2 separate regions of the Homo sapiens genome follow, and region 1 is linked to region 2. A link is a loop called in an ENCODE intact Hi-C map of the cell type or tissue named here. Cell type or tissue: right lobe of liver. All regions are shown on one strand. Links, peaks and the distances in the headings refer to the core of each region. The heading gives the core; the rest is flanking DNA.

Region 1 (7,882 bases), core at 1,282-6,281, 150 kb before region 2:
CAGTAACATCTTTAGGGGAAATAAAAGTTTGAATTGTCTCTGCATGTGTATTTCTATTTAGCTAGGTTGCTTGGTAACAACAAGGACACACAATGGCTTCAATGTATTCAACCAAAAGTAAGGACTGGGCACAGTGGCTCACGCCTGTAATCCTAGCAATTTGGGAGGCCGAGATGGGTGGATTGCCTGAGCTCAGGAGTTTGAGACCAACCTGGGCAACATGGTGAAACCCTGTCTGTACTAAAATACAGAAAACCAGCTGGGTGTGGTGGCAGGCACCTATAATCTCAGCTACTCAGGAGGCTGAGGCGTGAGAATTGCTTGAACCTGAAAGGCAGAGGTTGCAGTGAGCTGACATCGTGCCACTGCCTCCAGCCTGGGCAACAAAGCAAAACTCTTTCAAAAAAAAAAAAAAAAAAAGGAAGAGACCAAAACCCAGGATGGGTTCTACAGGGCTAATTTTCTTCCATGCCTTAGCATCAAATGCCCTTTGATATGCTCTGTGTTTGCTAACTCATGGGCATGTGATCTGTGCAGAAGTGATGCATGCTTGGTTTCACGCTCTTTCTGTCACTGTCTGGAAATTCTTAATCATTTTTGCACAGAGTGTCCTGTGTTTTCACTCTGCACTTGTTCCAGCAAATTTTGTAGCCAGTTATGCTACCTATCTTCCAAGGCTCAACAAAGATAAAACCCGATCCTCAGTCAGAATGAATTGCTCCCATGTTTGTACCACTATTGGCATTGTTCACAGCTCTAGTTCGTGAGTGACATGGTCATTTAATGATGATGTCGCTTTCCAGCAGGTGTTTGTGGGTTCTGTCGGTTTCCTTTCTGTAAACCCTAAAACCTATTGCCAATTTGCCCCAAGAGGGTGCATCACTACATTTGTTCATCTGATGCGTATCGTCGAGTCCAGCCTCGGGCAATGCAGAGCGGTTATGGCCTTTGGTTCTTCATTCTTTAGGTCCTGTGGTGGCTGGTGTGCTGGGGATTACCATGTCCAGATACTGTCTATTTGGAGACACTGTCAACATGGCATCCAGAATGGAGAGCAGCAGTTCACGTGGGTATCACTGACAACACTTTGTAAACACAATATTGTTATCTCCCTCCAGGCCCCTAGCTTTAACCAGGGGATACTTTTAGAAGATGCATTTGCTTTTTGCCTACTGTTTTCCATCTGGAGGTTAAGATCATTATCCACTTCAGGCAACACTGATCACATGCTTTATAGACAGGGTTTTGCACTCTGCTCTTGTTAGAACCATGCAAATACACGCAGCCTCCTTTTTTCTATGACTTTCAGTCCTAAGCAATCACAGGCACATATAATCACTTAAATGAAGAGCAGGAGTTGGAAAGCTTTTTCTTTTTTTTGAGATGGAGTCTCACTGTGTCACCCAGGCTGGAGTGCAGTGGTGTGATCTTAGGTCATTGTGACCTCTGCCTCCTGGGTTCAAGCGATTCTCCTGCCTCAGCCTTCTGAGTAGCTGGGATTACAGGCATGCGCCACCACGCCCGGCTAATGTGTGTGTGTGTGTGTGTGTGTGTGTGTGTGTGTGTGTGTGTGTGTGTGTGTTTAGTAGAGACTGGGTTTCACCATGTTGGTCAGGCTGGTCTTGAACTCCTGACCTCAAGCGATCCACCCACTTCGGCCTCCCAAAGTGCTGGGATTAGCTGGCATGAAGCACTGTGCCTGGCCCGGAAAACCTTTTCTATACAGGGCCAGACAGTAAATATTTCAGGCTTCAGGGGCCATAGAATCTTTGTTGCAACTACTTAAGTGCTGTTGTAGCTCAAAAGCAGCAATAGACAATATGTCAATCAACAGGCATGGCCATGTTCCAATAAAGCTTTATTTGCAAACACAAGTAGTGGACTGGATTTGGCCCATAGGTGATAATCTGCCCTTCTCCGAGGTAGAGTATATTCTTGGTGGTACAGAAGAAATCTATAGCCAGGACCTCCAGGGAATATTACATTCTTTTGCTTTATAGTAATTTTATTGCATTACCATTCCCAGGCACTCGTATGCCATTTGTCAGATGAGACATGTAAAAAAGAATTACTCAGTGATGTCAGTTTCAAAAAGGCTTAGATGATTAACATTGTTTTATATTGTAAATTTTCCACATTATATAAAAACACATTCATTGTTTAAGTTAACCGAGTCTCAAACAAGAATTTTTTTTTTTTTTGAGATGGAGTTTTGCTCTTGTTGCCCAGGCTGGAGTGCAATGGCATGCTCTCGGCTCACTGCAACCTCCGCCTCCCGGGTTCAGCCTCCCCAGTAGCTGGGGTTACAGGCATCTGCCACCACGCCTGGATAATTTTTGTATTTTTAGTAGAGACGGGGTTTCACCATGTTGGCCAGGCTAGTCCCGAACTCCTGACATCACATGATCCACCCGCCTTGGCCTCCCAAAGTGCTCAGATTACAGGCGTGAGCTACCATGCCCAGCATTCAAACAAGAATTTTAAACCTCTCTCTTATCTTGTAAGTAAAGGTTTTTAGGATAAACTTTGAAGCTAGAGCTGCTTATAAAGGATCTAGACCTGATTCTAATTGCATTTCTGGTTACAAACAACATTTTCAGTAAAATGTCCCAGCTGAGGAGCCCAGTGAACTGCCCTCCATGGGGATTACCTTGTATGCTGAATCAGTTCTGCCTTCTGTTTCCAAACTGAATGCACTAAGGTTTTGAGCAGGACTCAACAATGATTGAGCAATGTCAGAATGGTTGAGAATCCCAACCTAAGAGTCCCAGACTTCAGAGAAGTCGTCTGTGATTTGCTTAATGAAAAGTCCTGGTGATCAGAGAATTCAAGCAGTGTAGGTTCCCTCTCCAAAGCAGCCCCTACCCCACTGACACTCCACTGATAAGTTGATAACTAAGCAGTGACTGGTTTATGGCAGCTCTCCGGATTCATGTCTCTCAGAGCACTGCAAGCACCCTGGTGGCATTGGGAGGGTACGATTTGCTAAAGAGAGGCACCATTCCAGTCAAGGTAAGACCAGGCCAACCATGCCCTGCCTGCCCTGTTTGGGTCTCTGATAGAGACATCGAGGAACTTAGCGGGATGGATGCATCTCCATGGAGTGATGCAGGGAGACCTCTAAGGTTCCCCTGGAGGCACTCATGACTGCCAGATCTTCTTCCTTCAGAGGAGAAGAAGTTCCCTCAAATGATCAAACGTGGAATCTTCAACAGAGAACACCTTAACTCCCAGCTAAACCAACCCCTTAGGGAATGCTTTCTTTTTTTCTTTTCTCTCTCTCGTTTTTTTTTTTTTGGCTACAAATGGTCCCCTAGCTTCCTCTTGAACACCCCAGTCCAGAAAAAGAAGTAGAAGGGAAGGCAGTGGCATCAACTCCCCAGTTTTGCTTAGCCTGGCCTTAGCATTCTGTATTCAATCAACTGACTTCAGTAAGAGGAAGACTTTTCTAGAAGGCGGCATTTAGCCATAGCTTGGAACCCATTCCTGCTACTGACCAGCTGTCTGAGTTTGAGGGCTTGTTTTTGTCATCTGCAAAATGGGGGTGGTGATAATACCGTCCTTGAAGGGTGGATGTGAGGAGTAAATGTGGACATGGATGTGAGGCGCTTCACTGGGTGTCCCACTCATACTAAGAGTGCAGTAGATTTTATTATTATTTTTAAAAGATTTTCTTTGCAACAAGCTTTAGTCTCCGTGGACTGTCACCCCCTAGGACATTGCTGCCTGGCCATGCAGGCTTATCAGCAAAGCCCAAGAAAATCAGTAAGATTTTATCTGTAAGGAGGCCTTTTGCTTGTGGAGGGAGGGAGCTCCCACTGTCCCAGCAAGTAAGACAGACCTCAGACATCTGCCCAGAGGCCATGCATTACAGGCAGCCCGCCAGCCCCACCCCAACCCTGCCAGCGATTCCCCAGGGCCTTCCTTTGCCTCCCACAGGGCAAAGGAGAGCAAACAACTTTCTGGTTGAAAGATAAAGAAGGCTTCACTCTTCCACTCCCGAATTTACTGAGGAAAAAGCCAAAGTCCCAGAGATATTGTGAGGTGAGTATTTTCTTTCAAGATGTTTGTGGAGTCACATGAAAGTCTTTGGGGACCCTTCTTCAAGATGCAGTCGATATCCCATTTAAGAGGTGTGGTTCTGGGGCATTGATCCAGTCTCCCACTAGGGGGAGCCGTCTAGCTGGCCCCCTCTTCCACCTCCAGGTGTTTGCTCCCAGCCTGTGCCTCCAGCAAATGCAGATTTGGAGGAGCTGAAGATGGTGAACTCATTTCCTGGGGTGCCAGGGCTGACTTGTGGCTCTCAGCCCTGTGCAACTGCCCTAGCTGCCAGATATTTACAGCCCATTAACTTGAGAATTTGTGTTGAACCCAGTTTCATTCTGCAGGAGGGGAAAGTGGAGAGGATGAAGCCTGTCTTTCTTGTGCAAGATGCCTGCTCTCTAACCTTTGGTGCTGATTTTCCTTATCAGCTAATCAGCTTGCAAGGAGATAGGAGCTCATATCTGACAGCATCTTGAGAATGTGTTCAGGAAAAAAAGCTCTAAGGCATGAGCAGCCACTGAAATCCAACAGGGCCGAGGCTATTTCAAGCAGTCAGGCCCTCTGCAGTTATTGGAAAGCCTGGTTCTGAGCCCTGAGTTACTGTGAGCCGAGCAGCTCCCAAATGCATAATGCCCTCTTCCTGATGTATTGCCTAATTTCTCTCCTATTCACCGAGCAAAAACTCCTGCAGTCAAGGCTTGAATGTTAAGTAGAATTTCTCAGTCATTTATGAAGAGTTTAATTTAAAAAAGGTTCCAGTAGACAAAGACGAACCCATCCATTCCTGCTACGATGGTTTTCTCTTCTACATAATGAATAGGATTCCATGTTGTTTTATTGAGTGGATGTTTTAATAGATTTACTGAACCACTAATGCATTTATAGTACTTCTTTCTTCATCTCTTGCAACTCCTCACATCCAGATATCTTTCATGTGGTTGCTCCTGAATCTGGCAGAGCAATTTGAATGAAATATTGTGTTTGAGACCTTTTCCTGTTGAACTTCCCATGACAGAAGGAGCGAAAATCAATGAGACCAGAAATAGTTTCTTTCTTGCTGGGTCTCTGAGCTGCCTTTGCTGAGATACTTTTGAGACCTGTATGGGAAATAAACTACTTTTTGGCTTATTGAAGGCTTTTAACACCAAATTATATAAAAGATTTGGTGGAATTCTTGCCTTTCTTTAGGAAGAGGGACACAAAAGCACTTTCACTTCCCAAATAATCCAGTCTTCATTGGGATCCTAAGCATTTCCATTACCAGTATTTTGCTTCTGCCCAGAGAGGGAAGACTGAATTCTACATCCATCACACACTCTGTTTTCTATATGAAAATTCTGTTTTCATTGTGGTAGGCTTCGCTCCTCCCCAGAGGCCTTAAGCATTGGGGACTGAAGGCTTTAGACTGATACTTAAAAGGAGAGAAGGCAGAAGGCATTTATGTGAAGAGGAGAGGAGGGCTTTCTCCTGCTACTTTAGCATGGAGACAGTAAGCCAAATTTATCTTCTCATTCCCCATAACTCCTTTTCTTGAGATAATGGCTCTGGATCCCAAACACCTTGCTCAACCATGAAAGGAAACAAGGCCACCTCTGCTATGAGTCCTCCTAGAGAGCTAGGATAGTCCCCATCCATCCATCCATCCATCCATCTATCCATCCATCCATCCATCCATCTATCCATCCATCCATCCATCCATCCACCCACCCGTCCACCTATTCATGTGAACATTTCTTTAATCCAAGGAGCATTTGTTAAGCACTTACTCTGTGCCATTCTGGGGTACACAAGAGAATATGAACTTTCCCTTGATCTTTGGCTTGCAGTCTAGTTAGGGAGAAGAAAGCATAATTTCATTGCATAAAGCAATATTAAGGACTAATAGAGCTATATACAAAAGCGTAGCAGTAACTAAGCAGTCCATCACTGTGACATTAAAAGAACATTAGAAAATAATACACAGATGAAGGAATGGGGCCAGGTAGGGCAATTGCCTATTATTATCCTGTCTTTGTATTGTGTGTGTGTGTCTGTTTTTCTTCCAGCCCTAGCCCATGTGCTTATGTAAGTTATGTTCATGTAATATAGATTTAGTTCTGCCTTTCTTATTGAACATCATAAGCATTTGGCATCTAGACACACATACACACAAAAACACACGTGTGCATATGCAGACATCCACGTGTGCACACATGCACATATATATGTATGCACACCCTCATATATATACACACACACGTGCATACATACACACACATATGCACATGGAGAAAGAGAGAGCGAGACTGTCTTTATGGATCACAACTAAGAATTTTGATAAGAACACTTTTCTAAATCTATATTCAGTATTTGTTCTATGTCAGCTAAGGATACCTGGGGGAGAATTAGTTTTCTTCTTTTTCTTAATGTTTCTAATTGTGTTTAGAACTACTGAGAATTTACAAGAGATTGTTTTGAGAGTACCTTGTCTTATTTTCTCAAAGAAGAAGTTATGAGACAAGAAGGGTAATCAAACATCATGAGGTTGTTAGTTAATGTCAAGTCAAAACACATCCAGTCACTGGTGAGAGACATTCGGGCTCTATAGGCAGGGATGACCCAAAAGACCTTTTCCCCAAAATGTTAATCATACAGATTGGCTTTACCTCCTTGCATCAGAAACCCAATACTGGGAGTTTTTTAAATGTAAAGGTAGGATAGAATAATTAGAAGTCTGTGGCAAGCCGGGTGCAGTGGCTCATGCCTGTAATTCCAGCACTTTGGGAGGCTGAGGCAGGTAGATCACGAGATCAGGAGATTGAGACCATCCTGGCTAACATGGTGAAACCCCATCTCTACTAAAAATACAAAAAATTAGCTGGGTGTGGTGGCGGGCACCTGTAGTCCCAGCTACTTGGGAGGCTGAGACAGGAGAATGGTGTGAACCTGGGAGGCAGAGCTTGCAGTGAGCTGAGATCACGCCACTGCACTCCAGCCTGGGTGGTGACAGAGCGAGACTCCATCTCAAAAAAAAAAAAAAAAAAAAAAAGTCTGTGGCATATATGCGAGTCTACGAAGCTCTAGTTGTAGAAACCCCTGGGAGAATTGGGGAATTAGCTGTCAACATGATATATTAACACTGTAAACTGTAGTCATAGGTTATTTATTTTAAGGCATTTTATTTATTCCATAGCGCCAGGTAGAGATACAAGATCATAAAACACAATGATGAAATACAGCAAAACTAATACAACATTGGTTTATTCTGACAGCAAAGGATTTGAACATGGCTATGAGTATGCTATTTAAGAGTTTTCTACTAGAACCAATAAAATATGTCTTCTGTTTTTCCTGACTATAAAAACTCTGAATTTACAGAAAGAAGAGATCCTAAACTCGTTGGAACTCCAGCTTAGAGACCAAGTCTAGACCAAATTGAGTCATTTTACTTTAGCCTATTACTAAACAAACATACACTTCATGTATCCGGAGATTTCATAACTAGTTTAATCTCTGAGTTCACTAACACAAGTTGTAAAAGAATCATCAAACTGCAAATTGCAAAACTTCTCAAATACCTTAAATACAGAGAGACAAACCCATGTGTTGTTTTCAAATTATAAGCCTACTAATTAAGTCTTTACATAACTAAGGACTTAGAACTCTGCCTTTTCCTATCACAATCCAGCCAATTCTCTACCAGAATTGGTTCATTCAGTTTGTATTTTGTTGACAATGTAAATCATTTATATGGGCATATTCTGGATCACTGGGGTGGCCAGTTACCAAGATGTGCTACTGCATGCTTTCATTGGCTGCATTTGCATTTGTGTTTCTGATTTTGTGTTAGCTTCATTCT
Region 2 (5,000 bases), core at 1-5,000:
GGGCCAGTCATTTTATTCTCATGTGGTCTAATGAGCTAGGTAGGATTTTCATTTTATCAGCAAGGAAGGTGAGGCCAGGAATTTAAGTAATTTGCCCCAAGTCATGAAGTTAGTTAGTGAGTAAATTAGGATTTGAGCCCAGATTTTTCTGACTTCAAGTCAGCTGTTATCCTTCTACTACACCTTCGTTTTAATATGGTGAATACCAGCAAGAAGAGTGAAGTAGAGTTGTAGTTATAATAGACTGTAGGTGGGAGCAAGTAAAGGAATATGGAAATGGGAGATCCCGTAGAACTAAAACAGCCTTGTACTTTGGGTCTTGATATTTCAATAAAAGTGTCTCTTCGTCATTCAGTAACTAAATTCCACTGGCCTGGATTGAAGTTGGACCTGTCTTACTTAGCCTGTTGTATGATGAATAGTGATCTCTAATGAGGTTCCATTATACCAGAACACTGTAGTATTATAACTTCCTTTTGGTAAATCACACTTATGGGAAATGTGATAGAAGACTTTCACAGTTTTAAATACTCCTGTTTAAAATTTAGGTATTTCAAAAAAGTTCAGCTATGTTTGTAAAAAGTGCAACTAAAAAAAGCTTTGTGTTTGCCTTCCAGCTGCTAGCAAGTCCTGTGCCATTATGTCCACACACATTGTGGCTTGCCTGCTCCTCTACAGACACAGGCAGGTATGTCTGCAATGTCACCTGCAGTTAAGTAGGAAGCAGGAGAATGTTTTGTCAGCTGCTCAGATACATACTCAGGGGCAGATTTGGCCCACTCATGGCTAGTACTATGAGGTAAACAGTAAAATAAGCTGAGGACCCTGCCCAAAGGAGCTTATCAACTTGGTGGAGGAAGAATCTACATTTAAAAACAAAACAAAACAGACTGCTTAATATATATAGTACTAAGCTATTGCTTGATTAATACTGTTAATGTAAATAAGGTCTAACTCATTAACATGTGGTATATATTCTGAAAGCAAATGCTTTCCAAATGAATTGACTGGCATTTTAGAACCCACCCTTTATCCTCCCAAAATACATTTGTCTGAGCTTTATGATGGAAGAGACCACACCAGTCTTGTTCAGTCATATTCTCAACACCAAACAGTGCCAATATATATAGGCACCAAATAAATATTTGCCAGATAAATATTTAAAATGAAGGAAATTTTGCTAAAAAATAAGCACTCCTTACTTGCAGATGGCTTTTTTCCTCCCCCTTGTGATCTTATGTGTGCATATCATGTGTCATGGCTAGAGTGTTCACTAGCATGTGTAATACCTTGACATTCCTGGAGGACCAGCTTTTTAAGTAGTTTTCTGACTCGCTCTGCATTGGTGTTCTGGCCCTACTTCTCTATGTGCTAGCAGTGAGCTGCAGGAAAGCCAAGGCAAGAAGAAAGTCTTGGAATGTTGGCCTCTCAGCTTTTTGGAAAGTAGGTTTTCCACCATCATGATACCGTTTCCATCTTTCTTTAGGGAATTGATCTCTCCACATTGGTCGAAGACTTCTTTGTGATGAAAGAGGAAGTCCTGGCTCGTGATTTTGACCTGGGGTTCTCAGGAAATTCAGAAGATGTAGTAATGCATGCCATACAGCTGCTGGGAAATTGTGTCACAATCACCCACACTAGCAGGAACGATGAGTTTTTTATCACCCCCAGCACAACTGTCCCATCAGTCTTCGAACTCAACTTCTACAGCAATGGGGTACTTCATGTCTTTATCATGGAGGCCATCATAGGTATGTCAGACCTTGAAATATTTTCAGTAATTTTCATGGAAAATAAAAAGGCCTAAAACACATAGTGGTATCTGCTTTAATTTGGGTGATAGCCCCTTGCTTGAGGGAATGTGGCTATAATTTTAGTTTTCAAACGAAAATGTAATCTCCTGTTATATCACTGTTTACAATGAGTAGTTACTGAATTACCGTTTGTATAGCATTACCCTTATTTTTCAGGAGAGGTAGAGTGTCTTGCTATCCAGGAGCTGAAAATCTAACTGAGATGAGACATACACAGAGCAGCAAAGTGAGTGGAGGGCCTCATTTGTGATTAAGAGAAAAGAGAGGAAGGAGAGAAGAGGGGGCTTATGTCTTTGGAGAAGGTTTTTGATGCAGTTGGGATCATATGGAATCATAAGAATTTAGTCTTATGGGATTTACTTAAATTTCTCCAAATACAGGCCATTATTTTTGATGTATTAATAATCTCTTAAGGTTATTCAAGCCAGTTGAAGTTTTTCTTGGAGACTTTGAGCTGGCAACTTCATTGTTGCTTTTCTTTTCTTAGCTTGCAGCCTTTATGCAGTTCTGAACAAGAGGGGACTGGGGGGTCCCACTAGCACCCCACCTAACCTGATCAGCCAGGAGCAGCTGGTGCGGAAGGCGGCCAGCCTGTGCTACCTTCTCTCCAATGAAGGCACCATCTCACTGGTGAGTGAAGACCCTTCAGTGTTGCCTGGTCTCTTTTCTTGAGCGTTTTCATGAAAACGTAACCCCCCGTGTTTTTCTGTTAGATAATGTTTGACCCATTGTTGATACTTTATATTCCACTCCTGGATTTCAGTGACCACCAAACCAATATGTCATTTACTATCTTGGTTTGCTCTCTGGGTCACTGCTCCACTGAATCTATCCTGCAGCTATGAGCCATGATAGGACAGATTGCTCAATGTTCTCAGGCAGTCACATCCAAAGCTAGTGAGCACGTATTGTGTGTGAGGCACTGGGTCAGTGGTTTGTAAATAATTAACACACCCACCTGTAGATGATGGAACCACAGATGGTAAGAGTCAGAAGCAGCCTTAAAAATCATCTGCTCGGCCAGGTGCGGTGGCTCACGCCTGTAATCTCAGCACTTTGGGAGGCTGAGGCGGGCAGATCACGAGGTCAGGAGATCGAGACCATCCTGGCTAACGTGGAGAAACCCCGTCTCTACTAAAAATACAAAAAAAAATTAGCCAGGTGTAGTAGCACCTGCCTGTAGTCCCAGCTACTTTGGAGGCTGAGGCAGGAGGATCACTTGAACCTGGGAGGCGGAGGATGCAGTGAGCTGAGATTGCGCCACTGTTCTCCAGCCTGAGTGACAGAGCGAGACTCCATCTCAAAAAAAAAAAAAAAAAAAAAAGAAAATCATCTGCTCAACACCTCTCAATTTACAAATGAGGAAAACCAAGCCCAGCAGTACTAATGAGCATTTATATTATATACCCAAACACTTTTAGGCATTTATCATGAGACATATGTATTAAGTAGTAGATTTCCTTCTTCTCAAAGTCATCAACATGTAGAATTCATATTTTATTTGAATTCCGATATTTTCTTTTGTATGAATGTGTCTTGAGATGTTGACGAGATGAGTGCATGTGTTAGGAGTACCGCCCCCTCCATGCCATGCTTTGTGTGAGGTGTGCTCGTGGTCCTGTTGGGGAATCTGTTTTGCATGAACCTTGGGTGGTGGGATGGAAGGGATGAGGGCAGATAAGACTTCCAAGATTGACCTTGTCCTTTCTCTGGTATTTATTTACTTATTCCAATGTTGCCTTTCCTCAATCACCACTTTTGTGTACAGTATTTATTATAAGATAACTATTGCAGAGAAATTGTCTTATAAAGTAAAAGAAATAGATGGTGGGGGGCTGATAAGCAGTCTTCAGAGGGCTTTCCACACTGTGGGTGTGGGGAGAGAATTGAGCTCAGGAGTACCCCTTGCAGGTGGTGCAGTGTTGGGTGCTCTGCCAACTTTAAGTGACAGAGGTCTTTTCTTGGGCTTTGTCCATGACCGTGTGTGTATCAAGACAGTGGGCACTGGGAATCACAGGACTTGCTCAGTGGGGTGATGGAGGTAACAGAATGGAAGGCTTTGGCAGCTACCTTGTACCATGTTTTCTGCGTTTAAAAAAAGAAGTATAAAATGGTGGCATTTATATTTAAATGAATTTTCTTTTCAGCCTTGCCAGACATTTTACCAAGTCTGCCATGAAACAGTAGGAAAGTTTATCCAGTATGGCATTCTTACAGTGGCAGAGGTAAGAGGTAGAGCTTTCCTTTATTTGTCTTTATACTTACTCTTCATTCCCTTACCTTTTCTACAACTTATTTAAACCAATAATTGGCCAGGCATGGTGGCATGTGCCTGTAATCCCAGCACTTTGGGAGGTGAAGGCGGGTGGATCACCTGAGGTCAGGAGTACGAGAGCAGCCTGGCCAACATGGCACAACCCTGTCTTTCCTAAAAATACAAAAATTAGCTGGGCATGGTGGCACACACCTGTAATCCCAGCTACTTGGGAGGCTGAGGCACAAGAATCGGAGTGGTGGAGGTTTCAGTGAGCCAAGATCATGTCAGTGCACTCCAGCCTGGGTGACAGAGTGAGACTCAGTCTCATAAATAAGTAAACAAACCAATAATTACATTTGGTATATAGTCATGTTCAGATGTAGAGAAGCAAAAAATAAGAATGGGGAGAATAAGTGTCCTTTGGGATTATTTAATATTTTGGTTCCTATTTGTAAGTTGTGTTGTCTAAAACATATCCTGACTTGATTCCGTGACATCCAGAAGTTTGTATGCTAAGTTGAGACGTTACACCTATCAGTATGCTTGCAGCTTGCACATCTGCAGTTTTCATTTTTGAGATTCTATTTTAATTTTGGTAGATTTAGTGTAGAGGAGATGGCCTGGAAAAGTACATATCAATTTAGAACATGTGGGGGTACTTTTATTTGATCTTTCTTTCTGGTAGCTCTCCCCTCCCACCTGCCCTTTCTTTTGTCTCCTGCTGTCTCCTGACTGAGTTTGAGTTTGGAAGGGAAGTGGACTGACATTATGAGTGGCTAAACAGAGAAGAGCCAGGAAGGGTCAGAGAAGAGGACTGCCTTGTCCTGGCTCCACTGGGCAGTTGTTTGTGTGCCAGTGCATATTTATTTACTATCCATCATCTCCTTGGCCTAGCACGATGACCAGGAAGATATCAGTCCTAGTCTTGC

The links. Peaks named below come from ENCODE experiments on the same cell type or tissue, not always from the same donor. Only the 100,000 strongest peaks of a DNase experiment are listed, where the experiment ranks them.
Region 1: it touches region 2 in a loop (6-fold over the local background); 18 of 110 quality-filtered maps call a loop at or near these places.

What each region holds. Positions count from the first base shown.
Region 1 is chr10:112,304,339-112,312,220 of GRCh38, reverse strand. It overlaps TECTB (tectorin beta), which reads right to left. Exons shown (of 11, transcript NM_058222.3): 11 at 7,183-7,882. It also overlaps the pseudogene GUCY2GP. Among named protein-coding and RNA genes, the nearest start is that of MIR6715B, 8.6 kb to the right of the region's middle. In right lobe of liver, for the core only: CTCF peaks have their summits at 3,955 and 4,160 (motif pointing right); DNase peaks (open chromatin) are centred at 1,510 and 4,200; H3K27ac peaks cover 4,160 bases.
Region 2 is chr10:112,157,355-112,162,354 of GRCh38, reverse strand. GPAM (glycerol-3-phosphate acyltransferase, mitochondrial) reads left to right here. Exons shown (of 22, transcript NM_001244949.2): 15 at 618-688; 16 at 1,487-1,751; 17 at 2,302-2,444; 18 at 3,962-4,039; 19 at 4,966-5,000. Among named protein-coding and RNA genes, the nearest start is that of GPAM, 24 kb to the left of the region's middle. In right lobe of liver, for the core only: no CTCF peak of the experiment used is centred there; a DNase peak (open chromatin) is centred at 2,704; H3K27ac peaks cover 3,301 bases.